Regions from separate parts of the Homo sapiens genome. Here region 2 is linked to region 1. Evidence: chromatin loops called from intact Hi-C (ENCODE). Cell type or tissue: PC-3. All regions are shown on one strand. Links, peaks and the distances in the headings refer to the core of each region. The heading gives the core; the rest is flanking DNA. Region 1 overlaps PIGU (phosphatidylinositol glycan anchor biosynthesis class U). Region 2 has its middle 13 kb from the start of TP53INP2.

Region 1 (16,452 bases), core at 2,846-10,845:
AAATCAAGACAGAAACAGAAAGCTTCAGTAATGTGACCAAAACCACATAGCTGACTCCGGTACCCACTCTTAATCCCTGTGTTAATAAGCCTAATACTGATGCTATCTTATAATAATCTGCATATGTTTCTCTCTCTCCCCATTTCTCTGTGAGTTTCTCAAGGGCAACACATTTATCTTAACTTTGGCTCTCCAGCACCTAGTACAGTTCCTGGCACATGTGATAAATGAACAAATGAAGAAATGAATGAATGAATATCATTCAGCAATACATATGAAATCCTTTTTAAAAATATGAGAATATTAAAGGAAACCAATGTTCTTGAGGAAGAAAAACTTATGAAGTGTAATACACAGAGTCATGAACACAGGCAAAGCACAAAATAAATCTAACTCAAATAAAGCAGAGCCTGAAGAATAGTGGTTGAGGGTTTGTTGTGGCAGAGGGCTGGCACAGAGAATGCTCTCTGTGGAGTAAACTATTGCATGGCTGAGGCCTGCAGTCTGGGGGCAGAAACACAGTGCTGCAACAGTCAGTAGGTTGGTGTGTGGGAAGTCTGAGTGTGGGATGCTGGGACAGGTGTGGACAGGGCGGACGCACAGCCGGAGCAAAAGTGAGGGTGAGTATGGAGGCAGGCAGGAGACTCAGAAAGGGCTATGTGTTTTGAAAAAAGCTTGAAGGGGTAAAAAGGAGTTAGGAAGGCAGAGGAGGAATGATATGTGCTTGGGGCAGAGTCAGAGAAGATCAAGGAAAGTGAGAAGTGACTTCAAATATTTTAAACAAACTGTGCAATAAGCAAACATTTCTGGAGTTTGCTCTATACGAAGAGTGTGATGGGTGCCAGGAAACCTGGTGACTCAGATAGTCTCTGTCCTCAGGGAGCTCCCAGTAAACAATTACAAAATACAGGAGGAAAGTACAAAGGAAGCAGACCTAGCCCATCAGGGGAAGCTGACACCTGAGTTTTGAACAATGAGTAGGTGAGGCTGGGCAGTCCAAGGCTGTGCACAGGTTGGAGGGCAAGAGAGAATGGTGTGCTGGGGTGGGGCTGTGTGTACTGTAATTAGCTCAATATAGCCAAAACAGGGCAAGAGCTGGGAGGAGTGACAGGAAAGAGAACACAAAAGGGGCTCCCGTGGATGCTGGTACCACTCTTCCTTAATCTGGGTGCTGGTTACTCAACGTTTCGTGAAAATTCACGTATCTGTACACTAATGAGTTATACATTTTTCCGTATATATGTCATACTTCAATAAAAAGTTACAATCCGGCTGGGCGTGGTGGCTCACCCCTGTAATCTCAGCACTTTGGGAGGCCGAGGAGGGTGGATCACAAGGTCAGGAGTTCGAGACCAGCCTGGCCAATATGGTGAAGCCCCATCTCTACTAAAAATACAAAAATTAGCCGGATGTGGTGGCGGGCGCATGTAGTCCCAGCTATTCGGGAGGCTGAGGCAGGAGAATCTCTTGAACCTGAGAGGTGGAGGTTGCAGTGAGCCGAGATCACGCCACTGCACTCCAGCCTGGGAGACACAGCAAGAGTCCGTCTCAAAAAAAACAAAAACAAAAAAAAAGTTACAATCCAAAAAGTCTCAGCAAGCAGGTAGGAGTCAGATCACGGAGGGCTAAGCTTGCACAGTCATCCAAAAACATCTACCTACAGGCCCAGACAGGATACCTGAAATCATGTCTGAAATGGCAGCCTCATGTGGGCAAGAGCTAGGGCATCACGCTGGCCTAACCAGAAGGAACTGTGCCAAGAGGACTAAGAGTTTTACCCCAAAATGATATAACCTACCATTTGCTAGGGCAGCCCAGATGCACAGGCACTAGGCTTTCTATATAAGCCTTGATATTTAGCCTTATCCTAGGGATATTAGAGTAAATCAGTCAAATGTGTATGTACATTGGCTGTAGTATCAGGAAATTTCATTATCTACTCAATCTAGCTTTGAATATGTTATGTTTTCTAACTCTCTATTTGTGTCAGGGTGGGGGCCAAAAGCCTCAGCAAGACCGGGGGTAATACTTTGCCTCCAGGGACTGCACCTCACAGCGATCTGGGCCTGGGTGGGTGGCACAGCTACAGGAGTGAGCAGGAATGTAATGAGGTGGGGCCATGGGGACTGGTTCAGGACAGGGACTTCAAGTGGAGTAATCAGAGAATAAAGAGATTGGGTCACAGGTGATGATCTATACCAAGACAGGCAGAAACGCACTGGAATGTAGTCAAAAGGGCTCAGGTCCCACAGGACTATCAGAAAAGGAAGTTGCACCAGGGTGTGGGGCAACAAGTGAGACTGCCCAGGAGGAGGAGGAGATCCTGGGGGCAGGGCCAATGTATTACATTCCTTGCCAAGTGTGTTCTTTTAACGGGGCAGCCTCTCTCAGAGCAATCCGTACATATCAGTGATAACGATGATAATTTATTGAGCACTTACTCTGTTCCAGCCATGACTGTAAGCACTTTACTTGCCTTAAGCCATTTAGTCTTCTCAATAATTCCATGAAGTGGGTACAATTACTGTCCCCATTTTACAGATAATGAAACTGAAAGACAGAGAAGTTATTTGTCTGGGGTCACGAAACTAGTGAATGAGAGCAATAGGATTTAAACCAAATGGTTTTACTTCAGACCCCATGTTCTGACTGCATCACTGGGCCACCCTCTTGATCTCAATCAAGCACCATAAAAATAACAATAGGCAGAGCAACTAGTTATTGAGTGGATTCTGCTAAGGAAGCACGCTAAGCATTTTATATTTCTTATTTATTCCTCCACTATCTCTAGGAGGTAGATATTCTGGGATCAAACTGAGGCTCTTGAGGCTGCATGATTTGCTCAAGGCTACAGAGCTGGTAATTAGAATAAGCAGGCTTTGAAGTTGGGTTGACCTGACAAAAACTGAGTCCTTGAGTCCTCTATGACTCCTTCCATTGGCAGGGCTTTGGCCTACAGGAACCTCAACTCGAAGTGATGGGATCACCAGGCCTCAGGATCATCACTCTTCCATTGTTCCTCTAAGGCTAGGCTCCAGGAAGAGAACCTCATTGAAACCTCCCAGGTCTCCCTATAAGGCCTATAAGGATGCTAACAATCATGAGGTCTCTTTTATTTTTTAATTTTTTTTACATGGTCTCACTCTGTTGCCTAGATTGGAGCTCAGTGACGCGGTCATAGTTCACTACACTCAAACTCCTGGGCTCGAGTGATCTGAGGGATCTTTTAAAAGGGAGGATACTATTAAAAATAGCAACCAATACCATCTGAGCAGTTATTACACGCCTCCATACCATTCATTCTTTATATTCACTCTATAAGGCAGACACTCTTTCATCCCCATGCTGCAGATAAGGAAACTGAGGCTTAGAATTGTTAAGTGACTTGCCCAAGGTGATAGAGCCAGGAGACAGTGGAGCTGGGATTAGCCACCAGATCTGTCTAACATGAGAGCAGCCTGGGCTCTTAATCATGCTTGAATACCTTCTGATAGCACTGATCCTTCTTTCTCCTTGGCAAGCAAGTCCTGTCACATGGCCTTTTTTGGTGGCATAAGGAAAGCTGGAAGAACCCTTAGGTGGCAAACTTCAAGAATATCTCGCTGTTGACAAACACCAATGGTGAAAAAGCAGGACCATCTATTAGCATCTGTTTGTCTGTTTTCCTTTTTAAAGCCTAATGAAGACTACTTCCCAAGGAAGGAGTTTTTAATTAGCTCACTGAAAGGCAGAGTACACTTTGCCCAAGCAACAGCCTTCAAAGCGAAACTTAAGCTGCTCCACTAAACTAATATCAACCTGCCCAAAGACCTGTGTTCCCCAGCCAACACTACAATAAGGACATCACAATACAATGGCCCGAGGCTTGTCCTGGCCTGCATCTCTCAGAGTGTCCCAGGCAACCCTGGGCTGCCACAAAGGAAGCCAGGGGAAAGCAAGCAGCAAGAGTCAAGGGGACAAAGCAAACAAGGTCACTCCCTTCTGTGGTGTATCTGCTCCATGGAAGTCTGGGGAGCATTGCTAAGTTTACTTCCACTGCCCCTATCGTCTTATCAATCAAGTTAATTTAATTTCGTTTTTAATTATGTACTCACTGAAGAAACTTTGGAAAAAAAACATATGAGGCCGGGCGTGGTGGCTCACGCATGTAATCCCAGCACTTTGGGAGGCCAAGGCGGGTGGATCACCTGAGGTCAGGAGTACAAGACCAGCCTGACCAACATGGAGAAACCCCGTCTCTACTAAAAATGCAAAATTCGGATGTGGTGGCGCATGCCTGTAATCCCAGCTATTCGGGAAACTGAGGCAGGAGAATCACCTGAACCCGGGAGGCAGAGGTTGTGGTGAGCCGAGATTGTGCCATTGCACTCCAGCCTGGGGAACAAGAGCAAAACTCCATCTCAAAAAAAAAAAAAACAAAAAAAAAAAAACTACATATCTATACGAAAAGGAAATAAAACTCACCCATGAACTTAATCTACAGGAACAAGTATTATCCTTTTGGGATCTATTTTCTAACTATTTTTGTTGCTTTAACATAGTTGAGATTCATTAAAATGCTGGGCACAGTGGCTCACACCTGTAAGCCCAGCACTTTGGAAGGCTGAGGCAGGTGGATTGCTTGAGGCTTAGAGTTCAAGACTAGCCTGGACAACAGAGCAAGATATGGTCTTTACAAAAAACCTTTAAAATTCCGAGATTGCACCACTGCACTCCAGCCTGGACAACAGAACAAGACTCTGTCTCAAAAAAAAAAAAAAAGAAAGAAAGAAGGAAAAAAAGAAAGAAAAAAACCCAACTAGGCATGGTGGTGCATGCCTGTCGTCTCAGCTACATGGGAGGATGGGGTGGGAGGATCACTTGAGCCTAGGAGTGTGAAGTTACAGTGAGCTATGACTGTGCCACTGCACTTCAGCCTGAGTGGCCTGGGTGACAGAGTAAGACCCTGTCTCCAAAAAACAAAATTAGATTAAAAAAAATACATATATATAATATATATATATATATACACACATACACAATTTTACATTGTTTAAAAAAACATTTATTTTCATGTAGTTTAAAATTATATTTAAATATCATGTGCATAATATTCTACTACATGGGTAAACCATATTTTACTTAACCACTCCTCTCTAAAGTATTTTCTAATTTTTCCAGTGATTATAAATAATTCTGCGATTAATAACTTTGTACCATAAAGCTTTCTGTCTTTATTTCTGCATTACTTTAGGATAGGTTCTCAAAAGTAGAATAAAAATCAAAACTACAAACATTTTATCCCCAGGTGGATAGTGTTAGAAAAATAAATGAATAAAATTTTTTAAAACTCCAAACTTTTTTTTTTTTTTTTGAGACGGAGCTCCGCTTTTGTTGCCCAGGCTGGAGTGCAATGGCGTGATCTCGGCTCACTGCAACCTCCACCTCCCGGGTTCAAGCGATTCTCCTGCCTCAGCCTCCCGAGTAGTTGGGATTACAGGTGCCCACCACCACGCCCTGCTAATTTTTGTATTTTTAGTAGAGACAGGGTCTCACCATGTTGGCCAGGCTAGTCATGAACTCCTGACCTCGGGTGATCCACCTGCCTCGGCATCCCAAAGTGCTGGGAATTACAGGCGTGAGCCACCGCGCCTGGCCAAAAAAACTCCAAACATTTTAAGACTGCCCATGGTTGTACAAATTTATCAGCCAACTTCCATGTGGGAGAATATCTATTTGATAGAACATTTGCCAGAACTGAGAATTAGCTTCTAAAATCTTTACCAATTTCAGAGGCAAAAAACAAAAAAAGCTTTCAAAAGTTTTTAAATTTCAATTTGCCTTTTCTTTATTAATTATCCATGAGTTGAATATTTTTCCATAATTTTCAGTGATTTATATTCCTTTTCTTGTGAATTTTCTCAAATATTTTCTTTTTTAGGATAAAAAGTAAATTATTCCTTAATTTTATTAAATAATTTTATTAATATTATGTGGTAAAATGTGAACTGTAGAAATATAACTTGCAGAAGTTATAACTGAACTAACTATATTATATATACTGTTAGCAGAGATTACTAAAATACTCAAAGAGCTGGAGTGGTTCAGAGACCTAGCTAAAATAGAACTCTTCAAATATTTTAACAGATTAGAAATGTTGTTTGTGAGGGTCTCTATTTATAGTAGCAAATAATGGAAAACAAATGTCCAACAAAAGAGAAGCGCTGGGATCTCATAACAAATACGCAAGAGGAACTGAAGTGGACATGCAGCAGAGTGATGAAAGACTTCCTTTCCAATTTATAGGTTTGAATTTCTTTTATTCTTACCAAATGCTTAAACTACTTGCAAAATTAAATTTAAATTTAAAGGAAATGACAAATATGTGACCAATGTCAGACATGATTCATATGAAATAAGTGATAAAAGTAAAACAAAATTATGTATATAACATTACGAAAATGTCTATGAATTCATTAAACAAAAGTCTGGAGTGATATAAAATTTTTTTTGCTCTGTGGAACAAAAAAAAAACCATGGCTGTGAAAGAGATACATATAACTTACTTACATGTTTTTCTTCCCCAAACAAAAACCTTTTCGTTGACTTACAGGTCATAAAATATTTTTTTTTAATGGCATACTTTTACATTTTTACGAGCGACTCCTAGGAAAACAAATAAACATGCACCTTCTGAGGGCATGTCTTCAGTTTCTCTATCTTTGCACTCGGCTATTTTAAAGATGACATTTCCAAAGGCCAGTACTTGGTCCCTTCTGCCAGGCTGCTGCGTATATTGTTTATTTTAATGGACACCAGACACCTTGATAAATGACAACCTATCTGAACCTGACACTCTGGAAACAGGGATTAAGGCAGGGAGAGTTCACAGACAGCAGAGTATTTACTGTTAAGAGTTATTTCTGACAAAATGACCACCACGATCTTCAGAACAAGACAATTCAGGCTATGCAATATCTAGCCATTTTAAGTAATCCAATAATAAATTAAACTAATAGGCCTACAGAAAGACCACTCATAAGCATTCCAAGAGAAACAATCTCTTATAAAGACCTAAGGCATCCTCGGGTGCCACCCCAGAAAAGGTAGGCAAACTGTAAGTAAAAGGTTCTATGTACAACTTTTTACTCTTTACTTCCTGAGTACACAAACTATTTAACAATAGTGTACAAATATAAGGACTCTTACACGCTTCTTATGGGAGTATAAATGTGGCAATACATTCCAGAAATCTGACTGGGTGTGGTGGTTCATGCCTGTAATATCAGCACTCAAGGAGGTAGAGGTGGGAGGACAGCTTGAGCCCAGGAGTTCAAGACCAGCCTGGGCAACACAGTGAGACCCCATTATCCACAAAAAGGAAAAAAAATCAATAAATTAATTCCAGAAATTGTTAAAAAGTGGCAAATATTTCTATTTCTAGGACATTATAAGAAAATAACTAAATATGAGTGCAAAAATTGCTGTACATTAGAAAGTTAATTGTAATATTTAAACAGCTAAAAACTGGAAAATCACCTAAATATTTAATGATACATACATTGGTTAAAGAATTTCTATATTCATAAAATGAATATGCAGCCATTAAAAATGATAGACTAGAACTGGGCGCAGTGGCTCACACCTGTAACCCCAGCACTTTGGGAGGCCAAGGCAGGCAGATCACTTGAGGTCAGGAGTTCAAGACCAGCCTGACCAACATGGTGAAATCTTGTCTCTGCTAAAAATGCAAAAATTAGCCGGGCATGGTGGTGCGTGCCTGTAGTCCCAGCTACTTGAGAAGTTGAGGCACAAGAATCACTTGAACCCAGGAGGCAGAGGTTGCAATGAACTGAGATCATGTCACTGCACTCCAACCTGGGCGACAGAGCGAGACTGTCTCAAAAAACAAGATAGATCAGACATTTATTGATATATGTTATATGTAGTAGGTTGTATTATTGGCCCCAATTTCCCCCCACCATGTCCAGGCCCTTTGCTGTATAACTTTGCCGTGCCTTCCTGTTGTGAACAGGATGGAAATCTCCACCCCTGGGCTCAGCCATGTGTAACTTTTTTTTTTTTTTTTGAGATGGACTCTCGCTCTGTCGCCCAGGCTGGATTGCAGTGGCACAGTCTCAGCTCACTGAAACCTCTGCCTCCCAGGTTCAAGCAATTCTCTGCCTCAGCCTCCCAAGTAGCTAGGATTACGGGTGCCTGTCACCACGCCCAGCTAATTTTTGTATTTTTAGTAGAAATGAGGTTTCACCATCTTGGCTAGGCTAGTCTTGAACTTCTGACCTCATGACCTCATGATCCACCCACCTAAGCCTCCCAAAGTGCTGGGATTACAGGCGTGAGCCACCATGCCGGGCCATATGTTACATTTTGATCAATGGGATATTAGCACATGTGATGCAACCAGGAACTTAAAAAGTGCATGCCTGACTAGGCTTGCTCACTATTGTGCTTCTGCCATTGCTATGAAAAGAAAATACCTAAGTCTGTCCCCTGGCCCAAGAGGATGACAACCATGTGGAGCAGAGCCCAACCTAGATTAGCCAACTCCAGCCAGCCACTGACGTGAAAATGAAGCCCATGTAACCAGCCAACTGACAAGCCATGTCCAACCTAGATCAGCTGACTCCTTGCTGACTTACAGATGTATGATCTAAGTAAACACTTGTTGTTGTTTTAAGCTACTGAATTCTGGAATGGTTTATTAACATTTTTGTGGTACTAGCTAATTGATACAAGATTTAAAAGTCTGGAGGGAAAAATGTTGGAAAAATCTGGAAATATATAACCCAAATGCTTACAGAGGAACTTTTAGTTAAAAATAATAGATTGATCACATGTGTTTATCAACTCTCCCTCCAAAAATCTCATTAAAATGAAAACAAGAGATTAAAACCATATTAAATCACAAAGAAAATAAGGGGAGATTATAGCAAAACCAACTTTAACACAATAGTGAAAAAATACAAAGCAGGTGAGAGAAGAATAAATCACTTGGTGATGTGGAAGAAATTACAGCTCAGTGGCCTACAAAGAGGATTACTAATAAAAATCAGCCAACTCACCCCACAGAACTTCTGAGAAATTCAGCACTAGAGTGCATCAGGTGCTATGGGAGGTGGGGGTATGGCATAGAGAAAAAAATCAAGTTGAAAGTTTATATACAGACCACTGAGAACAACAGGTGTTACCCCAACTATGTGCAGCCAAATGACCATTCCCGCATAACCCATCCCTCTAACTTTCTACTCTACCTGCAGAAGACCTCAGTTCTGGAGAAAGCTAACTAAGGGCACAAGTCTAGGAACTACTTTGCACAGTAGTGGGCTGAGGAGAGGTGTGGGCTGAAAAGCAATGAGATTAAATAAAGTCTCCAGACTGAAACCAGCCACCTTCCCTGTTCCTGCTCTCACAACTCCAGCAGCTAGTCTTATGCACCCTCCACCCCACAAAAAAACCCTAACTCTGCTACCCCAGACAGGACTTCAGAGGATTCCTCTTTGGGAAAACTGAATAGTTGCAAAGGAAAATAAAACCTGCAGATGATGACATTTGTAAATGCCCCCGACCCAAAGAAAGAGGCCAGCCCACTGCCTGATTCCCTGTACAGTGAAAATGATCCACCAACAAGCCCTGCCCATGCACGGAGTCTCCAGTCAATATGTTAGTGCTTCATTTAAAATTTTTTTTTATTATTATTATTTTTTTTACAGATGGCTGTCACCCAAGCTGGAGTACAGTGGCACAATCATAGCTCACTGCAGCCTCAAACTCCTAGACTCAAGCAATCCTTCTGCCTCAGCCTCCTGAGTAGCTGGGACTATAGGCAAGTACCATCACACCGGGCTAAATTCCTTTTTTTGTAGAGACGAGGTCTCACTATGTTGTCCAGGCTGGTCTTGAACTCCTGGCCTCAAGCAATCCTCCCACCTCAGCCTCCCAAAATGCTGGGATTATGGGTGTGAGTCATTGTGCCAGGCCATGTCTCACTCTTAAATAGAAACAGCAAGGATTACCATACATATAAGAAAATCATATGGAAGAAATCCTCCCAAAACAAACAATTAAAAAAAAATACCAGGAAGACAAAGAGACTATGCTTGGAACAAATAGAAACTGAAAATATATATGTATAATCAGAGATGTAATAAAGGATACTGTGGTGATAAAATAAAAATAGGATGCCTCAAAGAAACAACCAGAGACCAGATAAAAATGTATAAAAATGTAATAAATAAAAGTTAAAACTCAATAGAGGAGCTGGAAGATAAAAACAAGGAAATGTCCCAGAAAAAGTAAGAGAAAGTAAGTAAAAATGATGGGAAAAACAATAGAAAATAAAATATGCATAACTTAATCAATCAAGAAAATCCAACATCCAATAAACATCCAAAACAAGAGGACAGAGAAAACAGAGGTAGAATTTGGAAAAGTTGTTCAGGAACACCCTCTAGAACTAAAGACACTAGTTTCCATATTGAAAGGGCCTACCAAGTGCTCAGCATAATGAATTTAAAAAGACGCATGTCCAGACATAGCATCATAAAATTTCAAAACGCTCAGGATAAAAAGAAGACACTTAATTTTTCTTCTCCTTTTTTTTTTTTTGAGACAGAGTCTTGCTCTGTTGCCCAGGTTGGAGTGCAGTGGCGCGATCTCGACTCACTGCAAGCTCCGCCTCCTGGGTTCATGCCATTCTCCTGCCTCAGCCTTCTGAGTAGCTGGGACTACAGGTGCCAGCCACCATGTCCGGCTAACCATATATATATATATATATATATATATATATATATATATATATATATATATATATATATATATATTTTTTTTTTTTTTTTTTTTTTTTTTTTTTTAGTAGAGACGGGGTTTCACCGTGTTTTCTTCTCCTTTTCTTGAGGCAGGGTCTTGCTCTGTTGCCCAGGCTACAGTGCAGTGTCACTATCTTGGCTCAATGTAGCCTTAACCTCCTGGGCTCAAGTGACCCTCCTGCCTCAGCCACCCAAGTAGCTAGGACTATAGGCACGTGCCACCACACCTGGCTAATTTTGCTTATTTTTTGTAAAGATGAGGTCTCACTACGTTGCCCAGGCTGGTCTCAAATTCCTAGGCTCAAGAGATCCTCCTGCTTCAGCCTCCCAAAGTGCTAGGATTACAGGCTTGAGCCACTGTGCCTGGCCAGAAGATATTAAATATTTCAGGAAAAAAAAACTGGGTTATATCCATGACCATAAAACTGCTCAATAGCTACCAAGATACTAGAAGACAATGAAGCAATGCCTTCAAAATTCTAAAGGAAAAGTTATTCGAGTCTAAAATTCTTAATCCTACCCAACTATTAATTTGGTGCTAAACCAGAACAAAGATATTTTTTAGACATGGAATAACTCAAAATATATATCTCATATACCCTTTTTTTTTTTTTTGAGACGGAGTCTCACTCTGTCGCCCATGCTGGAGTGCAGTGGCACAATCTTGGCTCACTGCAACCTCTGCCTCCCAGGTTCAAGCAATTCTCTGCCTCAGCCTCCCAAGTAGCTGGGATTACAGGTGCCCACCACCACGCCCAGCTAATTTTTTGTTTTTAGTAGAGATGGGGTTTCACCATCTTGACCAGGCTGGTCTTGAACTCCTGACCTCGTGATCTACCTGCCTTGGCCTCCCAAAGTGCTGGGATTACAGGTGTAAGCCACTGCGCCCAGCCTTCATACACCCTTTCTTAGACAACTACTGAGAAAGTACTTCAGAAAAACAGAAAAAAATCAATAAAAAAGAGAAGGAACTCCAGGAGAGGAGGGATACAGAACAGGAGATTTATGAAGTTAAGTTCCAGTATGACAGCTTTATACCAGGCCCAGAGAACAACCAGGACAGACTGGGGTAGGATAAAAGATGTGTGAGAAAAATCTCCAGAAAAACAATAAAACCTATAAACTATTTGATGTGTTTAAGTGTTGTTAAAAGAAAAAAAAAAAAAGAACATTGTTAGGTACTTGACAGATCTAGTGGAGCAACCAGGGAATAAAACAGTGATTGGCACCCACAAACTAAGCAAAAAACCAAACAAGCAATAAAAGACAATTATTAACCCCAGGAAAAATAAAAGGTAGTACATGGAAGAAAAAAGTAGTCATAGTTACTACTTTGCCCAGCAGTGGAATAACACACACAGTGTTGTAAAATATAGGTGCTGATACTGATTCAATAAAAACTATGATGTTGACCAGGTGTGGTGGTTCATGCTTATAGTCCTGGCACTTTGGGAGGCCAAGGAGGGTGGATCGCTTAAGTCCAGGAATTCGACAGCAGCCTGGGCAACATGGCAAAACCCTGTCTCTATAAAAAATACAAAAATTAGCCAGGCATGATGGAGGGTGCTTGTAGTCCTAGCTACTTAGGAGGCTGAAGTGGGAGGATCACCTGAGCTGGGGAGGTCAAGGCTTCCGTGAGCCATGACTGCCACTGCACTCTAGCCCTGAGTGACAGAGTGAGACCCCGTCTCAAAAACAAAACAAGAAAAAACAAAACAAATAAACAAGAAACCATGGTGTAACTACTACAGGAAAATCAGGCAAAGGGGAAAAGGGGATATTGGTACCAAAGAGCTAAATTTTTTTTTTTTTTTGAGATGGAGTCTTGCTCTGTCACCCAGGCTGGAATGCAGTGGCGAGATCTCGGCTCACTGCAACCTCCACCTACCTGGCTCAAACCATTCCCCTGCCTCAGCCTCCTGAGTAGCTGGGATTACAGGTGCACACCACCACACCCGGCTAATTTTTTTCCTATTTTTAGTAGCGATGGGGTTTCACCATGTTGGCAAGACTGGTCAAACTCCTGATCTCAGGCAATCCAACCGCCTTGGCCTCCAAGTGCTGGGATTATAGGAGTGAGCCACTGCACCTGGCCCCAAAGAGCTAAATCTTTATCACTGTCCATGATGGGAGTGCAACAAATAATGTCTAAAATTTATAATTCAGGAAATATAATATAAGGTCTTATTTAGAAATATGGAATACTAGCAAAAGCCAGAAAGTAGTTGCTTCAAAGAAGTTGAACTAGGGGTGGGAAGAAAGAGGAAGGCTGCTATTCTAATCATAAGCCTTTTAGAACCTTTTTTAATTTTTTTTAAGAGATAAGGTCTTACTCTGTCACCCAGGCTGGAGTGCAGTGGCATGATCACAGCTCACTGCAGCCTCAAACTTGCAAGCTCAAGCAATCCTCCTGCCTCAGCCTCCCAAGTAGTTGGGACTACAGGTACATGCCACTGTGCCAGGCTAATTTTTTTATGTTTTGCAGAGACAAGCTCTTGCTATGTTCCCCAGGCTGGTCTTAATCTTCTGGGCTCAAGTGATCTTCCTGCCTCAGCTTCCCAAAGTGCTGAGATTACAGGTATGAGCCACCACACCTGGCCTAGAACTTTTTTGTAAAGCTATGTTAACAGTCACTGTCTGAGAAGTTAAGTTTTCAAGATGTTTTAATTTTTTTCTCTTGCCATGACTACATTTTCTAAATAATCTTGTATTACTTGTGTAATTTTTAAAAATGTTTTTAAGTGTTGCATTAAAAAAAAAACAAAACAAAACCACAGCACAAGTGTTGCAAAATCTTGCATAAATCAGGGACTGACCTTTGTACTCTCCTTTCAGGGCCTTACCTTTTATCGTAGTCAAAATGAAGAAAGCAATGAGGGTGTTGTTGATGGCACAGGTAGACTTGGCAACACAAGACAAAATCGTGTAAGGATTTAAGAGATAGCTGGGGAAGAACAAACATATTTGGCATTAGTAATCCTGACCAAGGAGCCCTCGCCATTACAGCAAGGAAGTTCCAAGAGATTTATTAAAAGCTTACGCAAAGGAAGGCAGCTTCTCAGAAATGAGTTCCCCCAAATAAAAGAGAATAGAGTGGGGGTTGAGGCTGATAAGTAAAAGGTACTGAACATGGACTGCCTATTCTGTTCTATGGAGTATATGGAAAACTGTTGTATTTAATCATCACAGAGATCCTGTAACTCACAATAACATCATTCCAGTTTTGCAGATGAGGAAACATTTGCAGGTGACATTCAAGAAGCAGCTGAGTCTCAATGGTAAAGCGACTTGCCCAAAATCTCACAAACTAATAAATACATCCAAAATCAGGTCTTTCTAGCTCTATAAATGTTCATTTTACTATTTCAGATTTCAAAAAATGATAAAATTCTACCAATTCCCACAGAGCCACATATCTCAAGAATAGCTACATTTACCTCTGAGAACCAGGAAAGTACATTTTCCTCAGTCAGGCTCCTAAGCCCTGACACAGGTCATGCCAATCCAAGAGTTAAAGCAGCTTAGATGTAGCCTTCTTGGCAGTTAAACAGAATCCACTGAGCCAGACCCCAAGGACAGAATAAGTATCTACTGAGCTCAACAAGTCAAGTGTTACAGAACTTCAAAGGACATCTGGACCCTCACTAGGAAGGAGTTAATAAGCTGAAACACCTAGTGTTTTCCTGAGATGGGAAGGAATGAACTGAGAAAATGAATTCAAAATGTTTGTGAGTAGGGAAATCTTAGATAGTCATAACAAATTGTTTGTATTTATTTCTATCCTGCTTCCACAAAGGATTTGAGGCAGCTAAAATGAGAACAAGCCGGGAGCAGTGGCTCATGCCTGTAATCCCAGCACTTTGGGAGGCCGACACAGGCAGATCACCTGAGGTTGGGAGTTTGAGACCAGCCTGACCAACATGGAGAAACCCTGCCTCTACTAAAAATACAAAATTGGCCAGGCGTGGTGGCACATGCCTGTAATCCCAGCTACTCGGGAGCCTGAGGCAGGAGAATGGCTTGAACCCGGGAGGCTGAGGTTGCAGTGAACCGAGATGACGCCATTGCACTCCAGCCTGGGCAACAAGAGTGAAGCTCAGTCTCAAAAAAAAAAAAGAACAGATAATAAAAAATAGGCTGGGCATGGTGGCTCACTCACACCTGTAATCCCAGCACTTTGGGAGGCCAAGGTGGGTGGATCACTTGAGCTCGAGTTCGAGACCAGCCTAGCCAACATGGCGAGACTCTGTCTCTACTAAAAAAAAAACATAAAAAAACCCTTAGCCAGGCATGGTAGTACACACCTGTAGTCCCAGATACTTGGGAGGCTGAGGTGGGAGAATCACTTCAGTCCAGGAGGTAGAGGCTACAGTGAGCCGTGACTGTACCACTGTACTCCAGCCTGGGTGACAGAGTGAGACTCCATCTCAAAAAAACAAAGAACAGATAATAAAAAATAATAGCAAAGTACAAATAGAAATAAAGAATCGGCCAGGAGCAATAACTCATGCCTGTAATCCCAGCACTTTGGGAGGCCGAGGTGGGTGGATCATTTGAGGTCAGGAGTTCAAGACCAGCCTGGCCAACATGGTGAAACCCCGTCTCTGCTAAAAGTACAAAAAAATATCCAGGCGTGGTGGCGGGTACCTGTAGTCCCAGCTACTCGGGAGGCTGAGGCAGGAGAATTGCTTGAACCCAGGAGGTAGAGGTTGCAGTGAGCCGAGATTGCACCACTGCACTCCAGCCTGGGCAACAGAGCAAGACTCCGTCTCAAATAAATAAATAAATAATCAAGAGCAAGGAAAACATAAATAAAAGGAGACAGTAAAGGCAATGGAAGGACCACCAAATGGATATTCTACAGCACTATAGTAATCAGCTACAAATTCGGCTCTGAGTTTCCTGGCAGAGAAAGTGAAAAGGTAGACTAGTTACATAATTCTGGTTATCAGATAGGAAGAAACATGCCAGTGTCTCAGGAAGAGATGATGATTACTATTCACAAATAAAGACCTTAAATCCAATACCTCCCACGACTGTGAGATTAGCAGTTCTACAGCCAAAGGCCTAGAAATTGCTGGCGGTTTTTTTCAGCAATTACAGACAGGCTTGTTACATAATCTTTAAAGAAACAGCTGCTGCTATTACAAAGCTACCCCCAGGACACACATAAGTCCATAAGAGATTCATAAAGTTGCTAAATTTCTGGTTCTATTAAGGTAGATCCCACCAATATTTCTGAAATACATAGATTAGAACTGATAGTCCAAAACTATTTGGTGGGAAGAAAAAAAAGCCATTTCTAAATAGCAGGTGACGTTCAAGAAGCAGCTGCATAGACATCTAATAGGGAATAGGAAATCCACACACAAGGCAGAAGGTTGAGTAAACTAGTCTCACAAGGCCCCTTCTAATTCTGAAGTTCTAAGGGCGTGTTTTTCCACGAGGAAACTTGTTTGTCTTGTTTACTGTATATCCCTAGAAACTGGTATATTATTAATATTCAATGACTATTAGTGGATTGAATAATTATTCACATTTGCCTATCTCAGGAAGATAAATGGGAATAACCCAAAAGAGTACAACTTAATGGTAGCACTGGGTACACCCTAGAGAATTCTTTCATAGAGCCTCAGTAAGTTCCAGT
Region 2 (16,452 bases), core at 2,961-10,960, 63 kb after region 1:
CCAGCCTGACCAACATGGCAAAGCCTCATCTCTACTAAAAATACAAAAATTAGCCGGGTGTGGTGGCATGTGCCTGTAATCCCAGCTACTCAGGAGACTGAGGCGGGAGAATCACTTTGAACCCAGGAGACAGAGGTTGCAGTGAGCGAGACTACGCCACTGCACTCCAGCCTGGGCAACAGAGCAAGAATCCACCTCAAAAAAAAAAAAAAAAAAAAAAAAGTAAAACATTAGCCAGGAATGGTGGCAGGCACCTGTGGTCCTAGCTACTCAGGAGGCTGAGACAGGAGGATCACTTGAGCCTAGGAGGTAGAGGCTGCAGTGAGCCGTGTTTGTGGCCACTGCCCTCTAGCCTGGGTGACAGTGAGACTCTTCCTCAAAAAATATTAAAAAAGAGAGAAATGTCCAGAAGAGTCAAATTTATAGAGGCAGAAAGTAGATTAGTGCTTGCCTAGGGCTGGGGGTGGTGACTGGGGGAGTAGGGAATGGGAAATGACTGCCAATAGGTACGGAGTTTCAGCTGGGTGCGGTGGCTCATGCCTGTAATCCCAGCACTTTGGGAGGCTGAGGGCGGGGGTGGATCACCTGAGGTCAGGAGTTCAAGACCAGCCTGACCAACATGGAGAAACGCTATCTCTACTAAAAATACAAAATTATCTGGGTGTGGTGGCGCATGCCTGTAATCCCAGCTACTTGGGAAGCTGAGGCAGGAGAATTGCTTCAACCCGGGAGGCAGAAGTTGCGGTGAGCTGAGATCACGCCATTTGTACTGCAGCCTGGACAACAAGAGTGAAACCTCATCTTAAAAAAAAAAATTAGTAAGCATCAGAATCACGGGGGAGATGTATTTTTTATTTTATTTATTTTTATTTTTCATAAATAGAGATGGGATCTTGCTATGTTGCCCAGGCTGGTCTTGAACGCCTGGGCTCAAGCGATCCTCCTGCCTCAGTCTCCCAAAGTGCTGGGATTACTGGCATGACCAGCCTAGATTTTTGAAGTGTAAATTTTCTAGTTCTGACCTAGAGACTAGGCCTGGTGTGGAGCCCAGGAATCTACATTCTTAATCTCTCCAGGTAATTCTAATGTTTGTGATTCAGAAGCCATACCTTGGGAAACAAAAAAATAACCCTGAAGGCGTAGGTGTCCAGTAGCTTACACAAAAAAAGATGAATATAGTAATGATAACTAGCAAATATTGAGTGCTTACTAGGTGCTAAGTACTGTTTTAAGTGCTTTACACATATTATCTCATTTAGTACATGTACCGTTACAAGTGCTATCTATTATTTCTCCATCACCAATGAGGAAACAGAGGCACAAAGAGGTTTAGTAACTTGCCTAAGGTCACATGGCTAGTAAGTGGCAGAACCAGGATCTGTCTGTTAGCTCTAGATACTGTGGTCAAGCTGCTCTGCCTGAGAAAATGAGAAGAATTTGGGTTGTGTTGGATTGGGTTGTGTTGGGTTGGGTTGCGTTGGGTTGGGTTGGGTTGTGTTGGGTTGGATTGGGGTGCTTTCTTGTTGTAGCTGAGAAGGAAGGGTAGGGAATAGAAAGGAAGGAGATAATAAAGGAGCAATCATGGTGTTTTGTTTTGTTTTTTTCCTGTGACACCAGAGATTCCTGTGATATGTGGGTTACCTAGAGAGGAAGAAATTGAGGTGCTAAGATACTAAGTAACCACTGGAATGAGTGAATTGCAATCAGTTTTTAATGACCTTGCATCTTTCCATTCAAGAATCAGCATTCTTGGAAAAAGCGCAAGATTGATTAAGATTAGGTCTTGTGCCCAATCTTAATCAGCCAGAAAAGTGTATCTGTGAGAAGTCAGATGATGAATTTACCATATTCGCCTGAGGACAGCACACCCTAAAGGCAATTGGATGAAGTCAGTTCGAGGAAGGCGAAAGGGTACAGTCCTGTGCTGCATAAAGACATTTTGGTCAACGTTGGACTGCATATACCACAGTGGTCCCCTACGATTATAGTGGAGCTGAAAAATTCCTCTTGCCTACTGATGTTGTAGCCATCATAACATCGTGGCTTAATTTGTTATCTTTTCTATGTTTCCATATGTTTAGATACACAAATACTTACCACTGTGTTACAATTGCCTGTAGTATCCAGTATAGTAACATGCTGTACAGGTTTGTGGCCTGCAAGCAATAGGCTATACCATATAGCTTAGGTGCGTAGTAGGCTTTACCATCTAGGTTTGTGAACCTGCTAATAATAATAGTGATGACAAAGACAGACCCAGGCCTCCCTGTACTGTGGTTTATAGTCTAGCAGGGAGTCATACAAAATAGAAGTAAGCAAACAAAATAATTAGGGACTGTGACCACACCAAAATAAGTAGGGATTGTGAGGGCAAAAGACCAGGAAGAATGATAATGAATAATGGAGGACCTACTGTATATTGGATGGTCAAGAAAAGCCTTTCTGAAGAGGTGATATTTCAGCTGACACCCAAAGGATGGGAAGGAGCCATTGATGTAAAGAGTTGGCAGTGGTATGTATTGGAAGGAGGGGATGGAGGTTACAAACAGCTTGTAATGAGGGAGGCCAATGTAGTCGGAGTGATACGAGCAAGATGTGAGACTGGAGAAGCAGGCAAGGGCCAGATGGCCTTGGTGGACTATGGTGCTAAGTTGGATTTTTATTCTAAGAGAAATGGGAAGTGCACGGAAGGGTTTCAAGTTGAGTTGGAACATAATCATCATTTAAAGTTTAAAAATATGCCTCTGGCCAGGCACGGTGGCTCACGCCTGTAATCCCAGCACTTTGGGAGGCCCAGGTGGGTAGATCACGAGGTCAGGAGTTCAAGACCAGCCTGGCCAACATGGTGAAACACCATCTCTACTAAAAATACAAAAATTAGCCGGGCATGGTGGCAGGCGCCTGCAATCCCAGCTACTTGGGAGGCTGAGGCAGGAGAATCGCTTGAAACTGGAAGGTGGAGGTTGCAGTGAGCCAAAATCACGCCACTGCACTCTAGCCTGGGTAAACAGTGTGAAACTCTGTCTCAAAAAAAAAAAAAAAAAGAAAAGAAAAGAAAAGAAAATATGCCTCTAAGGCTGGGCATGGTGATTCATGCCTGTAGTCACAGCACTTTGGGAGGCTGAGGCAGGAGGATTGCTTCAGCCCAGGAGTTTGAGACCAGCCTGGCCAACATTTCAAAACCACATCTCTACCAAAAAAAAAAAAACAAAACAAAAAAAAAAAACTAGCCAGGTGTGGTGGTGCACACCTGTGGTCCCAGCTACTTGGGAGGCTTAAGTGGGAGGATCACTTGAGCCTGGAGGGTCGAGGCTGCAGTGAGCCATGATCGTGCCACACTGTACTCCAGCCTGGGCGACAGAGTGAGACCCTGTCTCAAAAAAAATTTTTAAAAAGACACAGCAAAGGCCTGATCTGTGTGACTGCGGATTTTTTACCAGAAGACAATAAACTACATAAAAATTTAAAAACAAACAGTAACAACCACGTGGGTGGGTGTGGAAGTCAGTAGCATGTACGAAAAGGTCATTAAAGGCTTCTTTGAGGTCGCAAAAGTAAAAAGGGCCTGATCCAGTTCATTGTACAGATTGGGAAAAATAAAGCCCAGAGGAGCAGTGCCAGGCCCAGGATCACACAGCAAGTCAATAGTGGCACTTGGCCCAGAAACCAGGGTTCTCACTATCGGCCTTTTATACTAACGGCCTCCTGGTCCTGGGCTGGAGTCTCCCGTGAGGCCCACTGGGAGACCCATATACCAGCTCCCTCCTCAATCTGAGACCCAAGTATTGTAAGGGCCCAAAAGAAGGATTTGGATTTACATAACGCCCTGAGGACAGATTTCTGAAACCCTTCCTTCCTGTCCCCTACTCACAAATACCCACTATTGTAAAAGCTATCCTGTAGCAACAAGACCAAAATGTAAACTTGGCCTAAAACTGGAAAGCTGTAGATAGGCTCTTGCACCTCCAACTTTCTTTCTCTGAATCCCTCTCACTCCCCAGGAGCCACACTCCCTACAACTGTGCATCCAGGCCTCTCATCCCCATCCCCCAAATATACACACATTTCTCTGCTCTGAGAAAGGAGATAGGTTTGCTTGTTGCTTCCTGGTATCCATTCCCCCTTTCCCTGACATCCATTAGAAACTCAAAGATGGCTGGGCACAGTGGCTCATGCCTGTAATCCCAGCACTTTGGGAGGCCGAGGTGGGCGGATCATGAGGTCAAGAGATGGAGACCATCCTGCCAACATGGTGAAACCCTGTCTCTACTAAAAATACAAAAATTAGCTGGGCGTGGTGGCATGCGCCTGTAGTCCCAGCTACTCGGGAGGCTGAGGCAGGAAAATTTCTTGAATCCGGGAGGTGGAGGTTGCAGTGGGCCGAGATTGTGCCACTGCACTCCAGCCTGGCGACAGAGCGAGACTCCGCCTCAAACAAAAAAAAAAAGGGGAACTCAAAGATTTGCTGAATGAATGAATGAATGTGCAAATGAATGAATGAATGAATATCTCTAATTCCTTTCTTAAAACTCTTCATTGGCTTTCCATTGCACTTAATTTAAGAACCATAATTCTGAGGCCGGGCACGGTGGCTCACGCCTGTAATCCCAGCACTTTGGGAGGCTGAGGCGGGTGGATCGCTTGAGGTCAGGAGTTCAAGATCAGGCTCAGGGCTTAGACATCCCAATGATAACTGAGACTTTGAGCTTTGACTCAGAGGGAAGCACAAGGGCGAGTTCCAGATGACACCCTAAGGCTCATCTTAGGGTGGAAGTCTAAAGTGGTACAGCACTTTGGGAGAGTAACTTGACAGCATCTGTTAAATTTGAAATGTACATACCTATCAATCTTGCAGTTGACTTCTCTGAAAACTATTCTGTATATCCAAGGATAGTCACTGTAGCATTCATTGTGGCAGCTAACATGGTGAAGCCCTGTCTCTACTGAAAATACAAAAATTAGCTGGGCCTGGTGGCATGCTTGCAATCCTAGCTACTCGGGAGGCTGAGGCATGAGAATCACTTGAACCCAGGAGGCACAGGTTGCAGTGAGCTGAGATCGTGCCACTGTACTCCAGCCTGGGTGACAGAGCGAGACTCTGTCTCAAAAGAAACAAAAAGAAAGCATATACTCCAAGCATTATCTATTACAGTTGCCTTAGTCATTTACTTCACACTCCTACGGGCCTCAGAATACTTTGCAACAATCTTTACTATCTCCGACGGAGTGTACAGCTCAACATTCTTTATAGCCACAGGGTTTTATAGACTTCACATCATCATTGGCTCAACTTTCCTGCTGCCTTCTACGCCAACTACCATTTCACTTTATTCACCGTTTTGGATTTGAAGCTGCTGCTTGATACTGACATTTTGTAGATGTAGTATGGCTATGCCGGTACGTTTCTGCCTATTGAAGAAGATCATGTTCTTTTAGTATTAAACAGTACAGTTGACTTCCAATCAATTAGTTTATATATAGGAATCTTGTGTAGCCTGCAGTGGGGTTGTGGGGAGCAAGGCAGAAGCAGCCACTCCAGAGAGGATTTACATTTATTTCTTCCAGGCATCTGAGAGATCATTTCAGAGTGGGTCGCTTTTTATATTAATTTCTCAGCTTCGAGATTCCCAGCCATGCAGGTGATGCAAATGTGAACGCCAGACTCATGGAGGGTAGGCATGTGGTTTCAAATTCTCAGGAGATTATTTTCCCTCTTACCCAAAGACCAGGTCAAGATGGACACATCCTTTTTGTCTCCCTTCGCTAGTAGGTGTTGGTTTTTCCCCTAGTTTGTTCTTTCACTGTGGGTGTAGCCCTTCAAGGGTCCTAGATTTATCAAGGGTCTCAGTTGCAACCTCTAATTTCATATAAGCCCAAAGCTTCAACTCCCCAAATGTTTCTTTAAAAACACAAGCTATTGCAGATTCAGTTGTGCCTTTTAAAGGATGTTTGTTGTTTTTATTTCCAGCATCTCCTTGGGTTGTGTAGCAGGAAGTTCCTGATATTGTCAGAAAAGGAAGTCCAACTCAGTATTTAGTACAACTGTCTGTTTACTTGTCTATTTTCTCCATGAGTGTCAAGCTCTGGGAGGTCAGGAACTAAGGCTGACTCATCTCTGGGACAAAACACCAGGCCCAAGATCTGGCACAAAGTAAATGCTCAGTGCGTTTGTTGATACTGAACCTCCACTTGGTCACTTCTAATGATGGGGAGCTCACTTTCTCCCAAGGTGGCCTCTTTCCTTTAGAGAGGGTGTGTGACCTGAGTGACCACCGGGCTAATGGGGGACAGCCTGCCCCTCATTTATGTACAACCTTCCCAATACTTAGCTTGTCCATCCAGATTCTGCAGAAGGGGGCTCAAGGCCTAGACATCCCAGTAATAACTGAGACTTTGAGCTTTGACTCAGAGGGAAGCACACGGGCCAGTTCCAGATGACACCCTAAGGCTCATCTTAGGGTGGAAGTCTAAAGTGGTACAGCATTTTGGGAGAGTAATTTGACAGCATCTGTTAAATTTGAAATGTACATACCTATCAATCTTGCAGTTCACTTCTCTGAAACTATTCTGTATATCCAAGGATAGTCACTGTAGCATTATTTGTGGCAGCAAACAATTGAAAACCACCCAAATGTCTGTCAATAAGAATAACTAAATAAATTCTCTAAAGTCAAGTCATACAGTGGAAAACTGTGAGCCTTTTATTTTTGTTTTTTTGAGACAGGGTCTCACTCTGTTGCCCAGACTAGACTGCAGTGGCGCCATCACGGCTTACTGCAGCTTCAACCTTCTGGGCTCAAAGGATCTTCCCACCTTAGCCTCCCAAGTAGCTGGGACTACAGGTGCACACTACCACACTTGGCTAATTACTTTTTATTTTTGTAGAGATGAGGTCTCACTATATTGCCCAGGCTGGTCTCAAACTCCTGGGCTCAAGAGATCCTCCAACCTAGGCCTCCCAAAGTGTTGGGATTACATGCGTGAGCCACCACACCTGGCCTATGTTTTTTTTTGGTTTTTTTTTTTGAGATGGAGTCTCGCTCTTGTCACCCAGGCTGGAGTGCTGTGGCGCGATTCCGGCTCATTGCAATCTCTGCCTCCCGGGTTCAAGTGATTCTCCTGCCTCAGCCTCCTGAGTAGCTGGGATTGCAGGCGCCTGCCACCACGCCCAGCTAATTTTTTTACTTTTAGTAGAGATGGGGTTTCGCTATGTTGGCCAGTCTTGTCTCAAACTCCTGACTTCAGGTGATCCAGCTGCCTCAGCCTCCCAAAGTGCTGGGATTACAGGTGTGAGCCACTATGCCCGGCATGTTTTTTTTTTTTAATAAGGTAGATCTATGTATATTGACATAAGTGGAATTCCAAGACATGTTGCTGTGAGTCTGTAAGACAGAGTGTATAATATCAAGAAAACAGACAAACCTATAAGCAGTGTAAATTGGTACATCATGGAGGCTATTTGGTAATATCAGTCACCTTTTTTTTTTTTTTTTTTGAGATGGAGTCTTGCTCTGTCACCCAGGCTGGAGTGCAGTGGCGTGATCTTGGCTCACTTTAACCTCCACTCCCGGGTTCAAGCAATTCTCCTGCCTCAGCCTCCCGAGTAGCTGGGAATATAGGTGTGTGCCACCACGGCCAGCTAATTTTTGTATTTTTAATAGAGAAGGGGTTTCGCCATGTTGGCCAGGCTGGTCATGAACTCCTGACCTCAGGTGATCCATCTGCCTTGGCCTCCCAAAGTGCTGGGATTATAGGTGTGAGTCACCGTGCCCAGCCTAAGTCAACTTTTAAAATGCTATTTAAACTTTTAAAATAACCTCAACTGACTAATCCCCACTAATAGATATTTATATTACAAATAAATATGCAAAATAATGGGTAAAAATATTAATTGCCACATTGTAATAACAAAATATTGGAAACAAACTTTTTCTCCTTATGAGACTGGATATATAGAGTGCATCTATTTGATGGGATACTATGCAGGTTTGAAATAGAATGAGGCTGCTCTCCATATCGATATGGAAAGGTCTGCAAGATAGAGTATGAAGTGATGAAAAAACAAGGTGCAGAATAGTGTCTCTATGTTTATGAAAAATACATGTATTATATGTTGGATTTTATTATTTTATTATTAATTTTTTGAGACAGCATCTCACATCTCACTCTGTCACCCAGGCTGGAGTGCAGTGGTGCAATCATGGCTCACTGCAGCCTCAACCTCCTGGGCTCAAGCAATCCTCCCACCTGAGCCTCCTGAGTAGCTGGGACCACAGGGCTACACCACCACGCCCAGCTAATTTTTGTATGTTTTGTAACAACAGGGTTTCACCATGTTGCCCAGGCTGGTCTTGAACTCCTGGGCTCAAGTGATGCTCTCGCTTCAGCCTCCCAAAGTGCTAGGATTACAGGCATGAGCCAACATGCTCACTCTGCATTGGATTTGAAATGCATAGAATTCCTCTGGAAGGAATCACAGGGAACTGGAATTGGTTACCTCCAGGAAGGAGACCAATAATTGGGAACTGGGAAGGGAAGGACACCTGCAAACGCTGTACTCCCTATTGAAGCTTTGTAATTTTGAACTATTTCCTTACAATTAAGTAAGGAAGTAAAAAATGTTAAACCATAATTGTAAAACTGGAAGCAAAACAAGCTGTACAAAACACTTTCTATATGTACATACACATGTTGTGTAGAAAAAGAAAAGAAGGATACACTTCAGACTGGTGGCAGTGGCAGAAGTTTTCTGGGACTGGATAACAAAGGGTGGTCAAGGGTGACCTTGACTTTATCTTTTTGTTGTTGTTGGGGTTTTTTGTTTGTTTGTCCGTTTTGAGACGGGGTCTTGCTCTGTCTCCAGGCTGGAGTGCAGTGGCAGAATCTCGGCTCACTGCAACCTCCGCTTCCCAGGTTCAAGCGATTCCCCTACCTCAGCCTCCCAAGTAGCTGGGACTACAGGCGTGTGCCACTAAGCCCGGCTAAATTTTTTCATTTTAGTAGAGATAGAGTTTCACCATGTTGGCCAGGATGGTCTTGATCTCCTGACCTCCTGATCCACCCGCCTCAGCCTCCCAAAGTGCTGGGATTACAGGCGTGAGCCACCGCGCCCGGCCTGTTGTTGTTGTTGTTGTTGTTGTTGTTTTTTAACATACAGGGTCTTGCTTTGCTTTTTTTGTTTGTTTGCTTTGGGGTTTTGTGTTTGTTTGTTTTGGAGTTTTTTGTTTATTTGTTTTGAGATGTCATCCAGGCTGCAGTACAGTGGTGCAATCATGGCTCACTGCAGCCTGAACCTTCCAGGCTCCAGCAATCCTCCTACCTCAGCCTCTGGAATAGCTGGGACTACAAATGCATGTCATCACATGTCGCTTTTATTTTTATTTTTATTTTTTGTAGAGACAGGGGTCTCATCATGTTGCTCAGGCTGGTCTTGAATTCCTGGGCTCAAGCAGTCTTCCTGCCTCAGCCTCCCATAGAGCTGGGATCACAGGTATGAACCACCATGCCTAGCCTTGCTTAGATTTTTATATAATCTTTCTGTTAATTGTTACTTTTTTTTTTTGAGATGGCGTCTAGCTCTGTTGCCCAGGCTGGAGTGCAGTGGCACGATCTCGGCTCGTTGCAACCTCTGCCTCCTGGGTTCAAGTGATTCTCCTGCCTCAGCCTCCCGAGTAGCTGAGATCACAGGCACCTGCCACTACACCCAGCTAATATTTGTATTTTTAGTAGAGATGGGGTTTTGCCATGTTGGCCAGGCAGCTGGCTGGTTTCAAACTCCTGACCTCAAGTGATTTGCCCACCTCGGCCTCCCAAACTGCTGGGATTACAGGCGTGAGCCACAGTGCCCAGCCTGTTACATCATTTAAAATCCATTTTAATCTTTAAAAGTAGGCTTCAGGTGGATGGAACACAACCACAGCCTGGCAAAGGAATGAGGCTGACTCTCCTCCTTCTGAGGGAAGTATTCATGTTGTGCTCTTTGTCCCACTGCCTTCCCCAAGGACAGCCTGGCTCAGTGGAGGCACCGGGGCTACTCCTGGCATCATTCCAGAGAGCCTCTCTTGTCACCTCTTACCCACTTGGCTCCCTGTCACCAGTGTTCTGGGCTGGGCTGAGAAGCAGCACAGATTAACTATTGGGTTGTATCTCCAGAAGCCCCATCGATGTCAGGTTGGGCAGAGCCAGCCCAGGAAACATGGAACATCTGCCTCTGGCCTCTCACCTCTTTGTTCTCCTACGAAGCCCGGCTTTTTTTTCTTTTTTTGAGACGGAGTCTGCTCTGTCACCCAGGCTGGAGTGCAGTGGCGCGGTCTCAGCTCACTGCAAGCTCCGCCTCCCAGGTTCACCCCATTCTCCTGCTTCAGCCTCCCGAGTAGCTGGGACTACAGGCGCCCGCCACCATGCCCAGCTAATTTTTTGTATTTTTAGTAGAGATGGGGTTTCACTGTGTTAGCCAGGCTGGTCTCGATCTCCTGACCTCGTGATCCACCCGCCTCAGCCTCCCAAAGTGCTGGGATTACAGGTGTGAGCCACCGTGCCCGGCTTGCCCTTTTTTTTTTTTTTTATAGATTTTGGCAGTTACTTGGAATATTCTTTCCCTTTGATACTCCACTACCTTTTTCCTCATACCCCAATTTATATTTCTGTCTCATCTCATTCAGTGGAGAGGAGGCATCTGAAAAACCCATCAACTAGATGTGCAGGGATTTAATGTTCCTACATTAATTGTATTTTAGGAGGCATCTAAAAAGGACGATGCTTAACTATGAGGAAACACACAATAATGATGGAATTCCTAGCACCGGTGGAGAAGAGATCCTGAGGCAGAAAGGCCTTGCTATCACTCTTCAGTCATGTTGATAGGCAATGCTACAAAGGGCTTAAGAACGTGGCACTGAGGCTGGGCACTGTGGCTCATGCCTGTAATCCTAACACTTTGGGAGGCCCAGGCAGGAGGATTGCTTGAGCCCAGGAGCTCAAGACCAACATAGGCAATATAGGGAGACCCCGTCTCTATACACAACAACAGCAACAAAAATTAGACAGGCATGGTGGTGCATGCATGTAGTCCCAGCTAATGGGGAGGCAGAGGTGGAAGGATTGCTTGAGCCCAGGAGGTTGAGGCTTCAGTGAGCTGTGATTGCACCACCGCACTCCAGCCTGGGCAACAGAGTGAGACCTCATCTTAAAAAAAAAAAAAAAAGGCCAGGCCCAGTGGCTCACGCCTGTAATCCCAGCACTTTGGGAGGCCAATGTGGGCAGATCACAAGGTCAGGAGATTGAGACCATCCTGGCTAACATGGTGAAACCCCGTCTCTACTAAAAATACAAAAAAATTAGCTGGGTGTGGCGGCGTGCACCTGTAGTCCCAGCTGCTGCAGAGGCTGAGACAGGAGAATGGCATGAACCCAGGGCCAAGACCGCACCACTGCACTCCAGCCTGGGTGACAGAGCAGGACTCCGTCTCAAAAAAAAAAAAAAAAAAAAGAATGTGGGCACTGGAGCCAGGCTGCAGGCTGACAGATTCGTATCTGTCACTTAGCAGCTGTTGAACCTTTGACAAATAACCTGTCTGTGCCTCAGTTTCCAAATCTGCAAGATGGAGATAAGAGTAGCTCCTTTATAGGACTGTTGTGAGGCTGTAATGAGATATTACATGAAAAGCCTGTAGTCCCAGCTACTCAAGAGGCTGAGGCTGGAGTACCACTTGAGCCCAGGAGTTCAAGTCCAGCCTGGGCAACATAGTGAGACCCTCATCTCTAATTAAAGAAAAAAAAAGAGATTTAATCTCTCTGTAATCCCCATCACTTTGGGAGTCTGAGACAATTGGATCTCTGGAGCCTGGGAGTTTGAGACCAGCCTGGGCAACATGGTGAAACCCCATCTCTACTAAAAATACAAAAATTAGCCGGGCATGGTGGCTTATGCCCATAGTCCCATATACTCAGCAGGCTGAGGAACAAAGAATTGCTCGGGCCCAGGAGGCAGAGGTTGCAGTGAGCCGAGATTGCACTTGGGTAACACAGCAAGACTCTTTCTCAAAAAAAAAAAAAAAAAAAAAAAAAAAAATCGGCCGGGCGCGGTGGCTCACACCTGTAATCCCAGCACTTTGGGAGGCCGAGGCAGGCGGATCACGAGGTCAGGAGATTGAGACCATCCTGGCTAACATGGTGAAACCCCGTTTCTACTAAAAATGCCAAAAAAAATTAGCAGGTCGTGGTGGCGGCCGGCGCCTGCAGTCCCAGCTACTCCGGAGGCTGAGGCAGAATGGCGTGAACCCGAGAGGCGGAGCTTGCAGTGAGCCGAGATCGCGCCACTGCACTCCAGCCTGGGCGACAGAGCGAGACTCCGTCTCAAAAAAAAAAAAAAAAAAAATCAAAGGGCCTCCGATCTATGCCAACCACTCCTTAAGATCCCTTTGGTTCTCACCAATCTCTCATATCCCACCACTGCCTTTCAGTGGCCTTCACTCACCAAACCTGTTACTCTTCATCAAAAACTGTACCCCTAGGCCCTTTCCCTCAGGCCTCGCTTTTTTTCTTTTTTTCCTCTCACCTCTCCATCCTGTCCCTGTTACCCTGTTATCTCAGTTCCATATCTCAAAAGCCTAGAAAGGCAGACAAGACAGAGCTCTCCTTAAAAAGTGATGGGCAGGCCAGCTGTGGTGGCTTACGCCTATAATCCTAGCACTTTGGGAGATCAAGGCAGGAAGATCACTTGAGACCAGGAATTGGGCAACATAGTGAGACGCGGTCTGTACACAAAATTTTAAAAATTAGCTGGGCATGGAGGTGTGTGCTGTAGTCCCAGCTACTCAGGAGGCTGAGGCAGGAAGATTGCTTGAGCCCAGGAGTTCGAGGCTGCAGTGAGCCACGATTACACCACTGCACTCTAGCCTGGGTGTCAGAGACCCCATCTCTAAAAAATAAAAAAAGTGAAGGCCAGGTGCAGTGGCTCACACCCGTAATCCCAGCACTTCAGGAGGCCAAAGTGGGAGGACTGCTTGAGCCCAGGAATTCAAGACCAGCCTGAGCAACAAAGAGAGAGAGAGAGAGAGAGAGAGAGAGAGAGAGAGAGAGAGAGAGAGAAAGGAAGGGAGGGAGGGGGAGAGAGAGAGAGAGAGAAAGAAAAATAAATTAGCCAGGCATGGTGGCACAGGCTTGGATAATTTTTTAAAAACTATTTGTATAGAAGGGGTCCCACTATGTTGTCCAGGCTGGTCTTGAATTCCTGGCCTCAAACAATCCTCCTACCTTGACTTCCCAAAGTTCTGGGATTACAGGCGTGAAGCCTGCGTGTATCGATTTTCTATTGCTGTGTAACAAACAAAACCTCCACAGACCTAGGGGCTCATGACAGCACCTGTTTATTAGCTCACAATTCTCTAAGTCAGAAGTCTAGGCACATCTGGGTTCTCTGCTTGGGATCCCACAAGTCTGAAATCAAGGTGTTGGCCAGGTGTGTCCTCATATGGAGGCTTGACTAGAGAAAGATCAACTTCCAAGCTCCCTCTGGATGTTGGAAGAATTCATTTTCTTGTGACCATATTAGCAAGGCCCTGTTTTCTCACTTTCTGTTGGCAGGGGACCACTCTCAACTCTCAGCTTGTAGAGGTCCCTCTTGGGTCCTCCTCTTGTGGCCCTCTCCACACATAGCATTTGGTCCTTCATGGGAGCACCAGCTGCTGGAAAAAATGATTCTGTTAGGTAAAAATACTATACATTTTTGAAACATGCACCAATTATTTAGCTCTGTGATTGTGGGCAATTTCTTCAAGCAGCCTGAGCCTCAATTTCCTTATTTGTAAAGCTGGGAAAACAACGATGCCCATCTTGGAGGGTTACAGGCACATAGAAAAACAATCAATAAATATAAGCTGCTGTTTACATTTGTTCTTTTTTTAAAAATTTTTAAATTTTATTTATTTATTTATTTTGAGACAGAGTCTTGCTCTGTCATCCAGGCTGGAGTGCAGTGGCGTGATCTCGGCTCACTACAACCTCTGCCTCCCAGGTTCAAGTGATTGTCCTGCCTCAGCCTCCCAAGTAGCTGGGATTACAGGTGCACACCACCACGCCCAGCTAATTTTTGTGTTTTTAGTAGAGACGGGTTTTCACCATGTTGGCCAGGCTAGTCTCGAACTCCTGACCCCAGGGCATCCACTGCCTCCCAAAGTGCTGGGATTCCAGGTTTGAGCCACCACACCAAGCCTACATTAGTTCTAACGAATAGACAGGGTCTAGACACAGTGAGATTAGATGAGTGAGGGACAGGGTTCCCTACATGGAGAAAACTGCAAGAGCCAAATCTTGGAAGCAGGAAAGCTGGTGGTTTATTTGTGAAGGGTGTGTGTGTGCGTGTGTACAGAGAACGCTGAAAGAGTAGGTGAACACAGTTTTGCTTATCCCTCCAGTCAGAATTTACTGGATGCTTACTGTGTACCCAGTACCATGAAAGGGTGCCCGGCCAGCAGTGTGAATTCAGCCTGGAAGTGGGAGGGAGCCAAGGAAGAGCTCTGAGTTGGAGAGGGAAGTGGTCTAAGCTTCGGGAAATTTATCTGCTCCTAGTAGAGTGGTTGACTCAGCAGGAGAGAACCCCCTTCTCTTCTGCACCCTCTCCTCCCTAGCCTCAAAGCCTGCTAAGGACCCAGTTCCCAAGCAGAGACCCAGGAGGGAGTTGCAGAATCTGGCCCTGTCTGGACAAGACAGACAGGGTGCGACTCCAGATGCCAGTTCCTTTCTTTCTGCTCCTGAATGGCCCCAAAGCTATCCCTTCTCACCACAATGGTCAAGGAGGGATACAGCAATTTCTCTTTTAAATGTTACACATAGGGCTGGGCACGGTGGCCTCTAATCCCAGCACTTCAGGAGGCCGAGGTAGGAGGATTGCTTGAGCCCAGGAGTTGGAGACCAGCCTGGGCAACATAGGAAGACCCCTGTCTCTAAAAAAAAAATTAGAAAAATAAAGTTCTAAATGTGGGAAATCATGCTGGGCACTCAACTACAGCAGCTCACTTGGGTACTTGTCCACACTCACAAATATAGCCCTGGGACCCCAAAGTCACTGTCCCACCCTCACACCATGGGCAGATGGACTCAAACTAAGCCAGGCTTTTGGCTTTCTGCCACTTGCCTCTTCTCTCTGAAGTGAATCCTGTCCTGATCATCACCTCCTTGCTGACAGGGCCATTAAGCGCAGTTCACACAAACAAACCACGATGCCTTGAGGTTGAGACTGGGAGGTATGTTAAGGGAGCATGGAGCCAGCCATTCTGCAGATGGGGAAACTGAGGCAAAGAAAAAGGAAGTGACTTGCCCAGGCTCAGGCAGTGAGCCCAGGACAGACCAAGACTGAAATCTGACAATCAGCCCAGGGTTTATACACACACACACACACACACACACACACACACACCCCACAATTTGAGTTACGCTCAAATTCAGACATCGTGGGTTGAACAACAAAGCTTTTTTTTTTTTTTTTTTTTTTTTTTTTTGCCAGAGTCTTGCTCTGTTGCCCAGGCTGGAGTGCAGTGGTGCGATCTCAGCTTACTGCAACCTCCACCTCTTGGGTTCAAGTGATTCGCCTGCCTCAGCCTCCCGAGTAGCTGGGATTAAAAGCACCTGCCATCACTCCTGGCTAATTTTTGTATTTTTAGTTTCACCATGTTGGCCAAGCTGGTCTTGAACTCCTGAGCTCAAGTTGTGTGCCGGCCTTAGCCTCCCAAAGTGCTGGCATTACAGGTGTAAGCCACCACACCTGGGCCACAACAAAGCTTTTTGAATAGAAGTTCTTGGAATATGGCCTCTTGTTAATGTGTAGGCCCATCTGTTGGGGGAATTTGGGGATTATGCCTGCTCTAGCTGGCTTTACCAATTAAATGTTTTCCCCTCTCTGTCTCAGTTTTTTCACCGGTAAGATAGGAAGAATTTATTATCTATGTCAGAGGGATTCCTCTCAGCCTCACTCTCTATCTCAGGTCGGGGGGCAGGGGAGGGTGGGGAAGGAAAGGAGTGGTGGGCCAGTCCTCCAGCTAAGCACACAGACTGGCCCATACCTGCAAGTACACACAAGGTCCCTTGAGCGACACACCCAGGCTGACACATCACTTTAAGGGGGCACGGAGGGGGGCAGGCAGTGGGAGTGGCAAGCCAGTGGGGAGCCCCCAGGTGAGGGCAAGCCCGAGGAATAGAAGGGTGGCCTCTTTTTTTTTATTTTTGTTTTTGAGATGGAGTCTTGCTCTGTTGCACAGGCTGGAGTTCAGTGGCGTGATCTCTGCTCACTGGCAACCTCTGCCGCCCGGATTCAAGCAATTCTCCTGCCTCAGCCTCCCAAGTAGCTGGGACCACAAGTGCATGCCACCACGCCTGGCTAGTTTTTTGGTATTTTTTAGTAGAGACAGGGTTTCACTATGTTGGCCAGGCTGGTCTCGAACTCCTGACCTCAGGTGAT

Evidence for each region. Hi-C counts contacts between places; a loop is a spot of excess contacts. Peaks named below come from ENCODE experiments on the same cell type or tissue, not always from the same donor. Only the 100,000 strongest peaks of a DNase experiment are listed, where the experiment ranks them.
Region 2: it touches region 1 in a loop (3-fold over the local background); 10 of 110 quality-filtered maps call a loop at or near these places.

The regions. Positions count from the first base shown.
Region 1 is chr20:34,620,967-34,637,418 of GRCh38, forward strand. It overlaps PIGU (phosphatidylinositol glycan anchor biosynthesis class U), which reads right to left. Exons shown (of 12, transcript NM_080476.5): 6 at 13,649-13,749. Among named protein-coding and RNA genes, the nearest start is that of PIGU, 48 kb to the right of the region's middle. In PC-3, for the core only: no CTCF peak of the experiment used is centred there; a DNase peak (open chromatin) is centred at 7,215; H3K4me3 peaks cover 1,191 bases; H3K27ac peaks cover 1,176 bases.
Region 2 is chr20:34,683,563-34,700,014 of GRCh38, forward strand. No RefSeq gene overlaps it. Among named protein-coding and RNA genes, the nearest start is that of TP53INP2, 13 kb to the right of the region's middle. In PC-3, for the core only: no CTCF peak of the experiment used is centred there; a DNase peak (open chromatin) is centred at 6,079.